2 separate regions of the Homo sapiens genome follow, and region 2 is linked to region 1. A link is a contact called in ENCODE Hi-C or POLR2A ChIA-PET data. All regions are on one chromosome and are shown on one strand. Each heading gives the region's core, a stretch centred on a gene start or an enhancer-like site at or near the end of the contact. The rest is flanking DNA. Distances are from core to core; before and after follow the strand shown.

Region 1 (7,365 bases), core at 2,543-5,042:
CTTGCTTTGTCGCCCAGACTATACTGCAGTGGCACAATCACAGCTCACTGCAGCCTTGACCTTCCACACTCAAACAATCCTAAGTTTCACCTTTTGACCTACACAGACTAATTGTATTACATTTTAATGTGAAGTCTCCACCCTGAAGTGAACTTGGGACCATGTAACATGAATGTTTGCTTACCACACAACCTAGCAAGCCCCTTTCACAAATATTCATAGCTCCTCCTATAACCTATTAAATATGTATGTTTAGCCAACCTGTTTAGCATAAAACTCCTCTCCCACCCTTCTTCCTTCAAAGTGCCTACTTTCTGTCTCAGCCAGAGGGTCTGCTTCCCAGGCTGTGGGTTGCAACTCTTCTCAGAAATAAAGTTCTCCTTTCCAAATTTAAGATCTTGTGATCTTTATTTTGACATATGAGATTTCCCTAGCCGGTTTTTAGTCCATCCCTGAAAGACTGAATGGTTAGATCTTTGATATCTTTCTCAAGTACCTCCCATTTGACCTCAGCCATCCATTTTCAAGTATCACCAGTCCCAGTATCATATGAATAAATTGGGAAAGATCAAGGAATCATGGATCATATACTCCAGGAGAATTTTTTACCTCCAAGAAAATTTCTGGGGGCTTTCCTTTGAAACCTTTCACTGTTGCTCTGAACTCAAAAGATTTCTGAACAAGGCATAACAGTGATTAAAGAAGCAGACTTATTAATCTGAGGGCCTAACTATATAAGGCATTTGTTTAGCTTTCTTTTTGTCTTTGGGGTAGGAAGGTAACTGAGATAAGAAGTTAGGAGATTCTGAGTAGGCAGAGAAGGATAGAAAGATAGAATGTACAGTGAGTTCAATACATCAAAATACAATTTTTTTTCTCATAAATTAGCTGCTTAAGTTTTTCATTTGCTTTTTGTAAGAAGTCATTTAGAAAGGCAATTTTTGGTTCATTTAACCTTTTAGAAGCCTCTGCATGTCAATCAAAATACATCCTTTTGTTTCTGAGGTGTTTTTTGTCCTTTCTTAATATTTTATTTTATTCCTTTCAGACCTAGTCCTGCAAATATCCTTTCTTTTCTAATGTCTTGCAAGTGAACAATTTTATCTAGGTTAAAACTTCCTCACTTTGACCACTGTTAACTCTTAGATTACCTTTGGTAGGTTCACCCATTTCTCTGGAAAAGTGCAGACTCTGGGTTCATAGGTTCTTATACATGAAATTGGCTGGAGTTCCAGGTGGAGGAGTTTCAGACTCCTTGGATCCAAATGAAGGCATCATTCCCTGTATTCTCATACCCTTTCCTACCATAAGCCTCCTACTGGACTCAGTCCTGCTCCCATAGGCCTTGTACTGGATCCAGTCCCAGTTTCTGTTGTAACTTCTGGACCCAGCTCAGATCAAAAATGCTCAAATAAACTTTAAGAATTTGACACAAGTTGTAGAGTTTGTATCCAAGCAGGGCCTACAAGTGGCGGCCTCCAAATGTGCAGTGAGAAGCCCTGAGCACAAATGGCTCAGTGTGTGAAGCAGGCCCACGGGCACTGGTTACCAACCTGTTCTGAATTCTCATAAGCAACAATTTACATGTAGTGCATTTATTACCTATAGACAGGTGGTAGGAGACGAAGACTAGGACTCACTGTGAGCCAATCCCCCCAAAGCTCAGAAAGTTGCCCAGGTGGATGAAATCTCTACTGCGTATTCCTCACTTACACCACAGATAAGAGATCCCGAAGAGCAGCCCACCCAGATTACATACCACATGTCACATGAATCACTGGGCTAAAGTGTTGAAGGACCTTCTATTTCTAGGGGAGAACTGGAACAGAGCCTGGGCTACTTCAGCCAGTCCCTCCCTATCTCAGGATGTTGCATCCCAGCTCGTTATGCAGTTACTCTTGAAAACTACAAAGGAAAAGGAGGGAGAAGTGGGTAGGCCCAAGGCTATACAGAGAACTGTCCTGCACAATGAAGCACCTGCATCTGTTTAGTCACTGTTCCCAGAGGTCATCATTGAGGGAATAGGGGGGCCTTCAGATCCCATTTCTGACACCAGAACTGTTAAAAGAGAAACTTTACACAAAACAAATTCGAGTTTATTCGAGCAAGAAAACAATTCATGAATCAGGCAGCATGCAGAAGCAGAAGAGGTTCAGAGAGTTCCACTCAGCAGCATGAGCAGCAAGCTTTTATAGACCCAACACGGAAGCAGAAAAATTACTTGATTGGGTTTTGGTTTGCTTGCATAGGAGCTGGTGTTACAGAGTTGATCTCAAGCTAATGGCCTCCTTATTTGCTTTAGCACCCCACACCTGAACCCAAGGGAAAGCTTGAAGGGAGCCCAGCACCGAAACAAACTAGTAAATGCCTGGGGGCAAACAACAGTGTTTTTATCAAGTAACCATGACACATACATCTTCCTCAGCAGTGGCAGAGCAGTCTTGTAGAGTTAGATAGGAAGATGATGGCCTGGCCACGCATGCTCAGCTGCTGGCCCGGCTCATTCTACAGGTATTAACCAGTATTTGGCCCACAGTGTGCTAAGCACCATTCTAGGTGCTGAGGATGCTAAGGTGACCCCAACAATGTCCCTGATCTCTTAAAGCTAATTCTGGTGGGATGCTGAACACAGGATGTAACCTAAGGTGGTGATGAGAGGTACACAGACAAATCGGAAGGCACAAGTTAGCCACCAGTGAGGGGAAACTCCAGACAACGTAGACACATAAGGCCAGGTGGAGAAATGGATGACTGAGTTAAACTTGGGTAAGGAGCCTGGCAAATGAAGACAGAAGCATGACCCAGTCAGGGGAAACCACAACAAAAGACGTTTGGTGGGAACTGCCTGTTTCTTAATTTCCAAAAATCAGTTAAAGGTTCATATACATTATCTCATTTCAACATCACTGGTAGAAAGATTCCATTTTTATGGAGAGGGGATCTGAGGCCCAGAAAGGAGACGATCTGTCATCGTTTTCCACTCAAGGGCAAACATGGGGATATCCCATCCCATCCCAAAGCCTAAGATTTTGCACTCCAGGCCCTTTGTCTGACCTGAAATTACTGAGCTAAAAGGGACCGAAAGATCCTAATGGAACCACCGATGGGAAAACTGCGGCCCAGGAGGAAACACACCAAGCAAAATTGCACCGTATCCAGGTGGCCAGTCTCCAGACTGGGGTCTCCCTGCCCCGCCAGACCATCTCCCGGCGACAAGGGTCTCAGGTTTCCGAAATCTCGCCACCCGCGAGTGATTTGCAGCGCAGGGGCCTCTGCTGCCTCGGAAACCTTCAAAGGTGGGCGGGTCGGGGACCAAGTCCCCCTAGGGATGGAGAAGGAAACGGGGCCAAGGAAAAGGACATCGCCACCCTGGGCAGAGCACGCACGGCCCCAGCGACTCGGACATGGTGAGGGGCGCGGAGGCTCGGGGTGGACCCGAGGCCTCCACACATGTGGCAGGCTGCAGCAACCCGCCACCCACGAGGACTCGCCCAAGGCCCAGAGCGCGCCGGGCCCCTCCCTCCGACTCCGTCGCCGCCCGACTGGCCGCAGCGGAAGCCGGCGCGCGATCCCACGCTGCGCTTTCGCCACGTCCTGACGGCTGCCCGATAAAACGGACATTAAAATTGCACTTTCCACTGAATACAGCAGCGCCTATTGTGGCGGCACACCTGAATGCGAAAATTAAAGCCAAAATATTTCCTAGCGGCTAAAAGAGCTCCAAGCCTAGGCGAATCTGCCGGTCCGCTCGCCGGAAATGCGGGCTCTCCTGCCGGAAGCTGCCCCTCCACCATTTTGTGGCCCGCTATGGCGGCGGTGTTGAGGTTGGGTACGGGATGCGGGGTCTTTGACTGAAGGGGTAGGCCAAGTGGAGGTATCAGGGACGTCGCGCGGCACAGAAGAGGACCAGCCTGGACGCCGGGGACGCTGTCATGTACGGCGCGAGCGGGGGCCGCGCCAAACCCGAGAGGAAAAGCGGCGCGAAGGAGGAGGCCGGGCCAGGCGGTGCCGGCGGTGGGGGCAGCCGAGTGGAGCTCTTGGTTTTCGGCTATGCCTGCAAGCTGTTCCGGGACGACGAGCGGGCCCTGGCTCAGGAACAGGGACAGCACCTCATCCCCTGGATGGGGGACCACAAGATCCTCATCGACAGGTCGGTTCCTCTCCCCACCCGTCGATCCTTCCCTTCCCTCACCCGCTTGATCTCGTCTGATGTTGACTTGACTGCAAGGACTGCAGAGAGTTTTCTGGAGCCAGCGGGGATCTGGGGGACACCCCCTCCCCTGTCCCCACCTCCTCCTGGTGTTCTGGTGGGGAGGGGGACGGTGAAACCTGCCCTAAGGCACTGGCTGGAATTGCGTGCCGCGTCCGTCTCCGGAGGGATCGTCTCTGGTCCCGCAGCCCCTCTCGACCCCTCACCCTGTCGCTGGGCTGCAGTTGGCGATTCCGCGCGGTGAAAGCAGCCAGTGCCCAGGGTCTTTTCCTGAGTGCACCTGGGCCTGCCGCCCGGCGATGCCATGGGGTCGTGCGCTGCTTTTCTACTTGCCGCGCTCTCACTGCTCGGTGTACTGGGAGGGTACCCTGGGAGGCGTGCCTTTATTCTTCCGAACCGCCGCTCACTGAGACAGTGGCTAGAAGTGTCTCTTGGACCTGTGAGTTAGCCTTAACCTGTTATGCCCCCAGAGCCCTCAGTGGAGCGCCCGTACTTTGCCGGCATGACGTTTGATTTCCCGGTGATAATCCGACGAGTTTGACAGATTGAGGTAGTGAGCAAAGTTGCCCGTCAGTTGGTGGCCACTTGACTTCGTGCGGACCCTGGCCTTGCTCTTGGAAGAGATAGTGTTCTTAGGGCTGGTTTCACTGTCTCTTAAGACTGAAGGGTGGAGCTGGGATATAGATGTGTTGTTTCTTTTCAAATCAAACCTGCTTTAGGTCGTCACTCGAGGGTGTCTAGCGATTATGGGCAGTGGGGGCCTGGGATTAGGGATTTCTAAAGGCGTTTGATTTGAAAAGGATAACATTACATGATGTAGGTGGTTTGCTCCCCTCTTTCTTCCCATTTTTTCAATCCCCCTTCCCCTCGTCTCTGGGTTTTGGGGTTGTTGTGGGGTGGTTTTTTTTCTTTTTTGCCTGTTCGGCTACTTCTGGGGCCCGGACTGAAAAGCTAACCATGACCAACCATTAAACTGTGGAATAGTCTCTCCACGTGAAGAAAGCCCATCGTTTGAGACCATTAAAACTGGATTCTTCATAGCCCTGGAGCATGACTGTAGGGATGACCTCTGAGCTGGCCAGAATGGACACATTAATGACCAAATAGGCCTTTTTCCATCCCTGACGTTTCCTTTTGGAATTAGAGCTCGAAAACGAGAACTGGTGAAGGGAGGGCCGCGGAATCAGATCATGTCTGGATCTGATGGCTCCGTGCTGTGCTCAAGCGTGCTGTGCCTTCACACCATGGTTTATATTGAATGTGTCGCCTGAGTTGTCAGGCTTGCTTTTCCAAAGTGTCACTTGTGTTATTTATCATTAAAGTTTGGTAAGCAATGAAGTCTGAGCTCTTTGTACAGTTTTCCTATCATTCTGTACATGATTTGAGTTAGGTCTTCCAAAACTGGTGGGGAGCAAACGCCGCACATGTACATGTATAATATTTTTAATAATAATCTACATTTGTAAGTTAAGGAGGTTTACATCAAAATCCAATTAATTTTGAAATTTAATGAAATGCAGTAACTTGACTACCTTGGAATTTTGGGCCTTTTTCCTGTAAATGTCTTTTTTGGTCTACATTAATATTTTTGGTTCCCATTACAAAAGTCAGCATTAAAAAAATAAGCAGACTTTTGTTTGTTTCTCTACATTTGTTTTTGAAACCCTAAACCTGAGTGTTTTAAGTAAAGTTCACTAACTCATTCATTTATTATCTGACAGTTACACGTTGACAGCATCCTCATTGAATCCTTTATGTTAAAAGCATAGCAGAAAGTGCTCCCATTACTTATTTGGCCAAACTACTGTTTGGTCCATGCAAGAGAAACATGGAAGTGTCTTCATGTATGTTATTTCCTTGAGGGTATAAAGTTCAGAAGGAAATATTGATACCATATCTTCTAATAGTTTTGCTCTGTTCCCAGTGAACCTCCTTAAACTGCATGTATATGTCACTGTTCCAATGTATGTGTGTCTCTCTATCACGTAACCCAGCACTTATTTCCTCAGCCAAGTGGCTAGGGGGCGAGCCTAGCCAAGATTTTACCTCCAATGGACGCAAGTTTCTTTGGTGAAGATCTCTCCTGAGAGTTCGGGACTAGCAGAAAGAAGCGAGGAAATTTCGACCGTTTGGTTCTTACGGATAGGTATTTATGTATTTGGTTTGTGTGAATGTAAGCTATGATATTTAACTTTTCAGAAAAAAATAATAATTTTTTGCAAGTGGCATTGAATGGTTGACCAAACCATAATGGTAAGAACTGCCAGTGAAGTGGGTACCATTTTTGCTATTAATGGATTGTTTGCCTTTAGTTATAAATGTTATCTTACTGTGGAAAGGAATTTAGAGTTTGTTAAGATAACTTGAGTTTAAAAGTAGGTGAGATATGACTATCCAAATTAAATATAAATCTGGGAAGAGTTTTTATACTTGTTTTAATATTTTTGTTTATTTTAATCGGTAAGTATGTGTGTGTATATATATATACATATATAAAACATCACACACGCACACCAGTCTAGACGTTAATTTCCTTTTATTGACCAGCTTGTTCACATTACAGATATGATGGACGTGGTCACCTGCATGACCTTTCTGAGTACGATGCTGAGTATTCCACGTGGAACAGAGATTATCAGCTGTCTGAAGAGGAGGCGCGAATAGAGGCCCTGTGTGATGAAGAGAGGTATTTAGCCTTGCATACGGACTTGCTTGAGGAGGAGGCAAGGCAAGGTACTGCTCAAGACAAACTTACTTCAGCAACAAACTTTTTAAAATTTTTAAGTATTTAAAAATTTACTCCCATTCATTTTTTTATACTCACTCTTTCTGATATTATCTTGACAGTACCCAGTGGATTGGAAAAACAGGAGTCTTTGCGTTCTGAGAGGACCTCAGGATAGTTTATATATAGAGCCACAAAGAATTTTCCCAGCTTTTGAGGGCAGACTGGGATTTGAAAAAAACAAAAACCAAACTCTTTAACTGTTCTTCTTTAACAGTATCGTATAAATAAAATTGATGTTCTTGTCTTTGCCGTAACAGTCTTTAATACAGTTCTTAATCCCAAAATTTTCTCAGCAGGAAGAAATTTTCCACAAAAGACGTGTATTCAGCTGTCTGTGGGTAAACATGTACTGACAAAAGTACATAAT
Region 2 (6,515 bases), core at 235-2,734, 430 kb after region 1:
AACCTCTGTCGTCTTCAGCTCCTTCTCAGCCCCAGGATGCGCTTTCCATACAGCCTTCAGAAGTTAAACAGTAAAAGCAGATGCCACTCCCTGAGCAAACTCACTCTGTAGCCTCCCATCAACCCACAGTGGCACCCACCCTCCCGCAGCCAGGAGGTCCTGTGACCTGGCGCTCGCCTGCCCCAGCCACGCCGGCGTCCCTGCCTCGAGGCCTCTGCCTGGCACCCCCAACCCCCAACCTTGACCTGGCTTCAAGTCTTTGCATCCCAACTCAAAGAGAACCTCCTCCACCTGCCCTACCTAAGGTGCCCGAGCACTCTGTCAAACTTCTCGCTTTCTTCACCTGTCTCGCCGGAAATCTCTTTACCGAAAACCACACGTGCTAAGCAAAAACACCAACGGTCAGGAGCTTGCAGAACGGCCTCTGACTTACTCCTGAGGCGGTGAGCGCACAGCAGGAAACCCCGCACGTTCACGCAAACACATCTTGCAGAACTGGCGCGGCGCGGCGGGAGGACAGGGGCAAGCCTAGCAGAGGAAACGGGAGCTCTGCACGTGCAGGATCCAGACCCCTAGGCGATGAAACTGCAGACCTGGCAGCGAGGCGCGGCTGTGACCCGGGAACATTCGCTGAACGAAATCTTCCGGGGCGACCGCCGCACTTAAGAATCCGCGCAGCCTACCCTCTCACGCCGACCACCCTCCCGCCCGCCGAGGCTCACCTTCGGCGCCTTCCTCTTCCCGAACCCCCCCAGCACCAGGCCGGGGACCAGGGGTCCGGCCGCCTCCTCCAGGGCCGGTCCATCTGGGGCCGCCTCGGCGCTGGCGCTGGTGCTGCGCTCCCCCGGCGCCTCCTCGCTGCTCCCTGCGCTGGGCTCCCCTGGCGCCTCCTCGCTGCTCCCTGCGCTGGGCTCCCCTGGCGCCTCCTCGTTGCTTTCTGCGAGGCAGACACCCACCCGGCAGCGCGTCAGCACCGAGTCGCCGGCGCCCCAGAGGGAGCCCGCTCGCCCCGCGGCCCACCTGCGCCCGCGTCCTCGCCGTCCGCCTTCCGTCGCTTTCCCTGCGGCGCCTCCGGGCTCCCCGGCTCCGCGTCGTTCACCCGCCGCCGCCGCCGGGGCCGCCGTCGCCTCCTGGTCGCCGGCTCGGTCGATGCAGCCGCCTCGGTCTGCGCGGGCTCCCGCTGCTGCTGCCGTTCGCGGGCCCGGCTCTGCAGCCGCTCGAGCAGCGCGCGGGCCCTGCCGTGCGCCCCGGCCTCCGCGCCCTCCGGCCCCGCCGCAGCTGCCGCATCGGGGCCCGGGTACCGCGCGACGTAGAACAGCGCCATGGCCAGCCGCACGCCTGGGACTCGGGCGTGGCGCGCTGCGATGACGTCGGCGGCACGCCTGCGACTCGGGCTCCGCGCAAAAGATGGGGTTGGGGTACGGCGCGTAGAGATGACGTCGGGTTCTACGCGCAGTGGTGACGTCACGGGAGCGCCGGCGGCTGAGAATCCGCGTTGTTCCGTGTTGGGGGCGGCATGGAGCGGGAGCCGGGCGCCGCGGGAGTTCGCCGGGCTCTGGGCCGCCGGCTGGAGGCGGTGCTGGCGAGCCGCAGTGAGGCCAACGCCGTGTTCGACATCCTGGCCGTGCTGCAGGTGGGCCTGGCGGCGTCGCAGGGCCGGAGTCGCGGCACGGGAGCGGGACTTGAATGGGGGGCTGCGGCGGCAGGTCCCCAGGAGGTTCCGAGACGGCGTTGGGGGGTCAGGGTGGGAGGCGTGTGGGTCACGGGTCGGGGGTGACGGGGCTGGCGTCCCGAGGGGGAAGGGAACGGGTTGGGGGCAGCCTAGGCAGGGGCGAAGGTGACAGTTGGCGGCCGGGCACCCTGCCGCCGCCTCTCCTGCAGTCTGAGGACCAGGAGGAGATCCAGGAAGCAGTCCGCACGTGCAGCCGTCTTTTCGGGGCCTTGCTGGAGCGGGGAGAGCTGTTTGTGGGCCAGCTGCCCTCTGAGGAGATGGTCATGACAGGTGAGCCCTGGAGGGCCCCGGGGCTGCTCTTCTCTTTCCGTGGGTCGGAGGGAGGCTTTGTCACCATGGGATGAGCGCCCCCAACCCTGGCACAGGCCGTGCAGGCTGGTGGGAGGACGCACCAAGCCCACCGTGGAAGATGGATGGTGGCGTTGGGGCAGGGGTGACATGGGTGCCCTGCAGCTGAGTGTAGATGAACACTGGACAAGGTACGACTTTTTGTGTGCTTTGCACCCCTTTTGTAATTTGATGTTGACTGATCCTGACACGGTCGCTTAAACTCGGAGCTTCCTTTATGTCCCCATCCTGGGGACGTCAGGTCTTGGAGTAAAGAGAGGGGATGTGGATCCTGCTCCTGGCAGCTTGGCTGGGGCAGTCCTGGGGTAGGAGGTGCTCTTCCTGTTTGCAGGGCTCAGGGAATGTGCTGGTCTCAGCACAGGTCTGGGGGCCTTAGCGACCTGTTTCCACCTGCGGAGGCTGAGTAGAAGACAATGGGAGGGTGGAGCCAGGCCTGAGATTTTGGGCTGGGCCCAGGGTGGCGTATGTGGGCCTCACGTGGGCTGACCACCCTAACCTGTCTGCAGGGTCCCAGGGAGCCACACGGAAGTACAAGGTGTGGATGAGACACCGCTATCACAGCTGCTGCAATCGCTTGGGAGAGCTCCTGGGCCACCCCTCCTTTCAGGTCAAGGTGGGTCATTGGGCTGGCCTCATCCTTGTCCATCCCCTGCACCCCAACTCCCAGGTTATCCACAAAGCAGAGGTCTGGGGCTCCCACAATTGTCCAGGCAAAGCTGCTTCCTTCATGGGAGCATCACCCTGTGGGTGTTCAGTCCCATTCAGAAACATGGCTATCGAGTCCTGTAGTGAATATTGAAGACGCAGAATCCGTGTTCATTTCCAGTGGCATCCACGGGGATCTCTGTGTTTGCATAGAGCACGCACACCAAGCCTCGTGCCAGTCCACAGATGTGTTTGCTCAGATCACACTGTGGTCTGCAGCCATGGGAATGCATTATGAGCTTTCTTAAAATCTGTAGTGAGGAATAACTGAGGCACAGTTTACCGTTTAAAGCTGAGAAGTTAGCATCTGTTACTGTGTTGTGCAGTGGTTGCCGCTATCCCAGAACATCTTTATCGCCCCGAAAAGAAATCCTGTACCAGTTACCATCGCTTCCATATCCCGCCCCTTTCCACCCCCAGCCCCAGGCAGCCACTCCTGGATCAGTGGTTACTTCCTGGATCAATGGGTTTGCTTTTTTTAGACGCTCCTCATAAGGGGGATCATACGGTATGTGGCTTCTTCCACTCATCGGCGTGTTCGAAGTTCGTTCTCTTTGTGGCTGAGTAGCAGCGCGTCGTATAGCACAGCACGTATCGTTCAGCCGCTCGTAGGTTGCTGGGCATTTGCGTCGTTTCCACCTTTGGCTGTTACGAACAGCGGACTGTGAACGTTCGCGTACAAACTCTTGTGTGATGTTTCTTTTGCTTGAATATGCCTTATCAGTGGAATTACAAGGCCACACAGCAGCTGTGTTTTTAATGTTCTGAGGAACTACAAGACTGTTTTCCATAGTAGCTGCGCTATCTTACCCTCCCCCTGGCAGCATTTGAGAGTTCCATACTCCACATCCTCGCCAACACGTCTGTCTATAATTATAGCCGAGCTGCAGACTTTTAAATGTTGGGGAGATACCACGTGAAAATAACCAGTTTCCACCTTCTCAGAAAGAAATAATCAGTTCTGTCAACACGGGGTCTAAGTTTGTTCATGGCTGCGATTGGCTGGAGGGAGAGTCAGAGACAGCTCTGAGACAGCCGTGTGCTCCTGTCATCCCGCACGAGGCTCTTTTGCTTTGTGGTGTCATTTGCCTGGGCCCTGAAAGCACTGAGTTTGCCACCCCGAGATGAGAGCTTCCAAGCCTGGGTCTGAGTTGGGCACCATGCTGGCATCACACGCCTGTGTTTTCACAGCTGTTCCCAAGGGTTATGGTGGCATTCCCGTGACACAGGTGACGAGAGAGCAGTCAGGTGGCCCATAAAGCAGACCTGGGCTGTGTACCCTTCCCCCGCCAGACTCTGTCGTGAGCACTGGATCTCTTTAACTAGAGATCTTGTCATCTCTACGTCATGGGTGGGACACGGAAGCCCAGAGTGGCATCTGGTGGCGTGTGGAGCAAGAGAAGGCCCGGCCGCCCTTTTCTCAGCTCTGGGCCTAGATGGGAGGGGCTCCCTGACTGGGCTGAGCTCTGGGCCCATCCGTGGGGTGAGGGCATCACAGCCACCCTGCACTGCCCCCTTCCCAGGAGCTGGCCCTCAGCGCACTCCTGAAGTTCGTGCAGCTGGAAGGAGCGCACCCCCTGGAGAAGTCCAAGTGGGAAGGCAACTACCTGTTCCCCCGAGAGCTCTTCAAGGTGAGGGCCTTGCTGGGGACTCCCAGAGGGCCTGGCTGGCTGGCCAGATCCCAGGATGGCCCCGTAGTGGGGGCGGGGCCTGCTGAGCTGAGCCTGGCTGTTGGCTGGGACACTCCTGTGGCTCCTGTGGCCCACCCAACCAGGAGGAGTCTGCCTGGGGGGCTCGATGGGGCAGGGCTGCCTGCCTGGACCTTGCTGGCGTATGCTGGGCCGGGCAGGGCTGCTCACTGGTCCTTGCCCCTAGTTGGTGGTGGGAGGCCTGCTGTCTCCTGAGGAGGACCAGAGCCTGCTCCTGTCCCAGTTCCGGGAGTACCTGGACTACGACGACACCCGCTACCACACCATGCAGGCAGCCGTGGATGCCGTGGCCCGGGTCACTGGCCAGCACCCCGAGGTGGGTGATGGGGTCCTGTCGCCAGCATCATGCTGTTGCCTCCCAGGGAGGCAGGGACTGGGGGGCGGCGTCCAGGCACTCAGGCCAGGCTCCGCAGGTGCCCCCCGCCTTTTGGAACAATGCCTTCACGCTGCTGTCTGCCGTGAGCCTGCCCCGCCGGGAGCCCACCGTCTCCAGCTTCTATGTGAAGCGGGCGGGTGAGTGTGCTGAGAGTCAGGGGCGGACAGGGCTGAGCCTTGGTCTGCCTCCCCTGCGGGTCAGGTGACCTTTGCCCTCGCTTTCCCTGCAGAGCTGTGGGACACCTGGAAGGTTGCTCACCTGAAGGTGAGTTGCTTCTGGAGAGCCGGGCACCCTCCCGGGTTTGGGGGTGTGTGTGGGGTGCATGTGAGACCCCATGGAGGCTGCCGCCTTCCTCACCAGAGGAAACTCCCAGGGTACAGGTGGCAGCTTGCACGGCCACCAGGTCACTCGAAGTGTGGGAGGTGACGAGACCTGTGAACTCGGGACCCTCCCTTGGGTCAGAGGCCACCGCCGCCTCTTGGAGTCAAGCCTCTGGTGCCACCTGTGGGCCCCGTGGGCTGTTTTGGGCGCAGCCCCCCTCTTGGCCATGGTCTTGCCAAAGCTGCTTTCTTGGCTGTTCTGAGACTCCAGCCTCGAGGGCAAGGCGTACCTGACTTGAATGGGGACAGGAAGAAGGAAGGCAGGGTCAGAAAAGTGGAGAGCAGGCTTGTGTTGGCTCAGGCTGGGCTTCGGGGTGCCCTGGCAGCTGCTCGGGCTCTGGTCTGGGGTGGGGAGGGCGGCGAGTGCAGTCTGGACCCCGTTGCAGGAGCACAGGAGGGTTTTCCAGGCCATGTGGCTCAGCTTCCTCAAGCACAAGGTAGGGGCCAGGCCGGGGAGGGGGCGGGGGCGGCATCCGGGTCTCCCCCAGGGCGGAGGCCTCACCCCGACCCGCCGGCCCCCGCCCACCCGCCCCTCACCCCCACCTGCCGGCCCCCGCCCAGCTGCCCCTCAGCCTCTACAAGAAGGTGCTGCTGATTGTGCATGACGCCATCCTGCCGCAGCTGGCGCAGCCCACGCTCATGATCGACTTCCTCACCCGCGCCTGCGACCTCGGTGAGTGCCGCCGCCTCGCTCACACCACACCCCTAATCCCCTCGGTGAGTGCCGCCGCCTCACTCCTACCACACCCCTAATCCCCTCGGTGAGTGCCGCCGCCTCACTCCTACCACACCCCTAATCCCCTCGGTGAGTGCCGCCGCCTCACTCACACCACACCCCTAATCCCCTCGGTGAGTGCCGCCGCCTCACTCCTACCACACCCCTAATCCCCTCGGTGAGTGCCGCCGCCTCACTCCTACCACACCCCTAATCCCCTCGGTGAGTGCCGCCGCCTCGCTCACACCACACCCCTAATCCCCTCGGTGAGTGCCGCCGCCTCGCTCACACCACACCCCTAATCCCCTCGGTGAGTGCCGCCGCCTCGCTCACACCACACCCCTAATCCCCTCGGTGAGTGCCGCCGCCTCGCTCACACCACACCCCTAATCCCCTCGGTGAGTGCCGCCGCCTCGCTCACACCACACCCCTAATCCCCTCGGTGAGTGCCGCCGCCTCGCTCACACCACACCCCTAATCCCCTCGGTGAGTGCCGCCGCCTCGCTCACACCACACCCCTAATCCCCTCGGTGAGTGCCGCCGCCTCGCT

The links. A loop is a pair of places that touch in the nucleus more often than their neighbours do. ChIA-PET counts read pairs that join two places held with the same protein, here RNA polymerase II (POLR2A). Pooled maps may share reads with other maps.
Region 2: a map of gastrocnemius medialis shows a loop between it and region 1 (7-fold over the local background). The contact joins the promoter of NOC4L here to the promoter of SFSWAP in region 1. A Hi-C loop is called at or near these places in 2 of 168 maps with a recorded cell type or tissue (ascending aorta and gastrocnemius medialis), 4 of 37 single-sample maps with no recorded cell type and 8 of 50 pooled maps. POLR2A ChIA-PET finds 5 or more read pairs at or near these places in 1 of 52 experiments (activated T-cell).

The regions. Positions count from the first base shown.
Region 1 is chr12:131,707,298-131,714,662 of GRCh38, forward strand. SFSWAP (splicing factor SWAP) reads left to right here and starts at 3,793. Exons shown (of 18, transcript NM_004592.4): 1 at 3,793-4,150; 2 at 6,774-6,943. The coding sequence starts at 3,933. RefSeq lists enhancers at 3,348-3,437, 3,578-3,867, 3,958-4,027.
Region 2 is chr12:132,142,973-132,149,487 of GRCh38, forward strand. NOC4L (nucleolar complex associated 4 homolog) reads left to right here and starts at 1,485. Exons shown (of 15, transcript NM_024078.3): 1 at 1,485-1,633; 2 at 1,882-2,002; 3 at 2,587-2,693; 4 at 4,309-4,416; 5 at 4,661-4,810; 6 at 4,908-5,007; 7 at 5,100-5,134; 8 at 5,637-5,687; 9 at 5,812-5,923. The coding sequence starts at 1,517. It overlaps DDX51 (DEAD-box helicase 51), which reads right to left and starts at 1,347. Exons shown (of 15, transcript NM_175066.4): 1 at 1,021-1,347; 2 at 723-937. The coding sequence starts at 1,324. RefSeq lists enhancers at 1-338, 1,268-1,567 and silencers at 938-1,137, 1,208-1,257.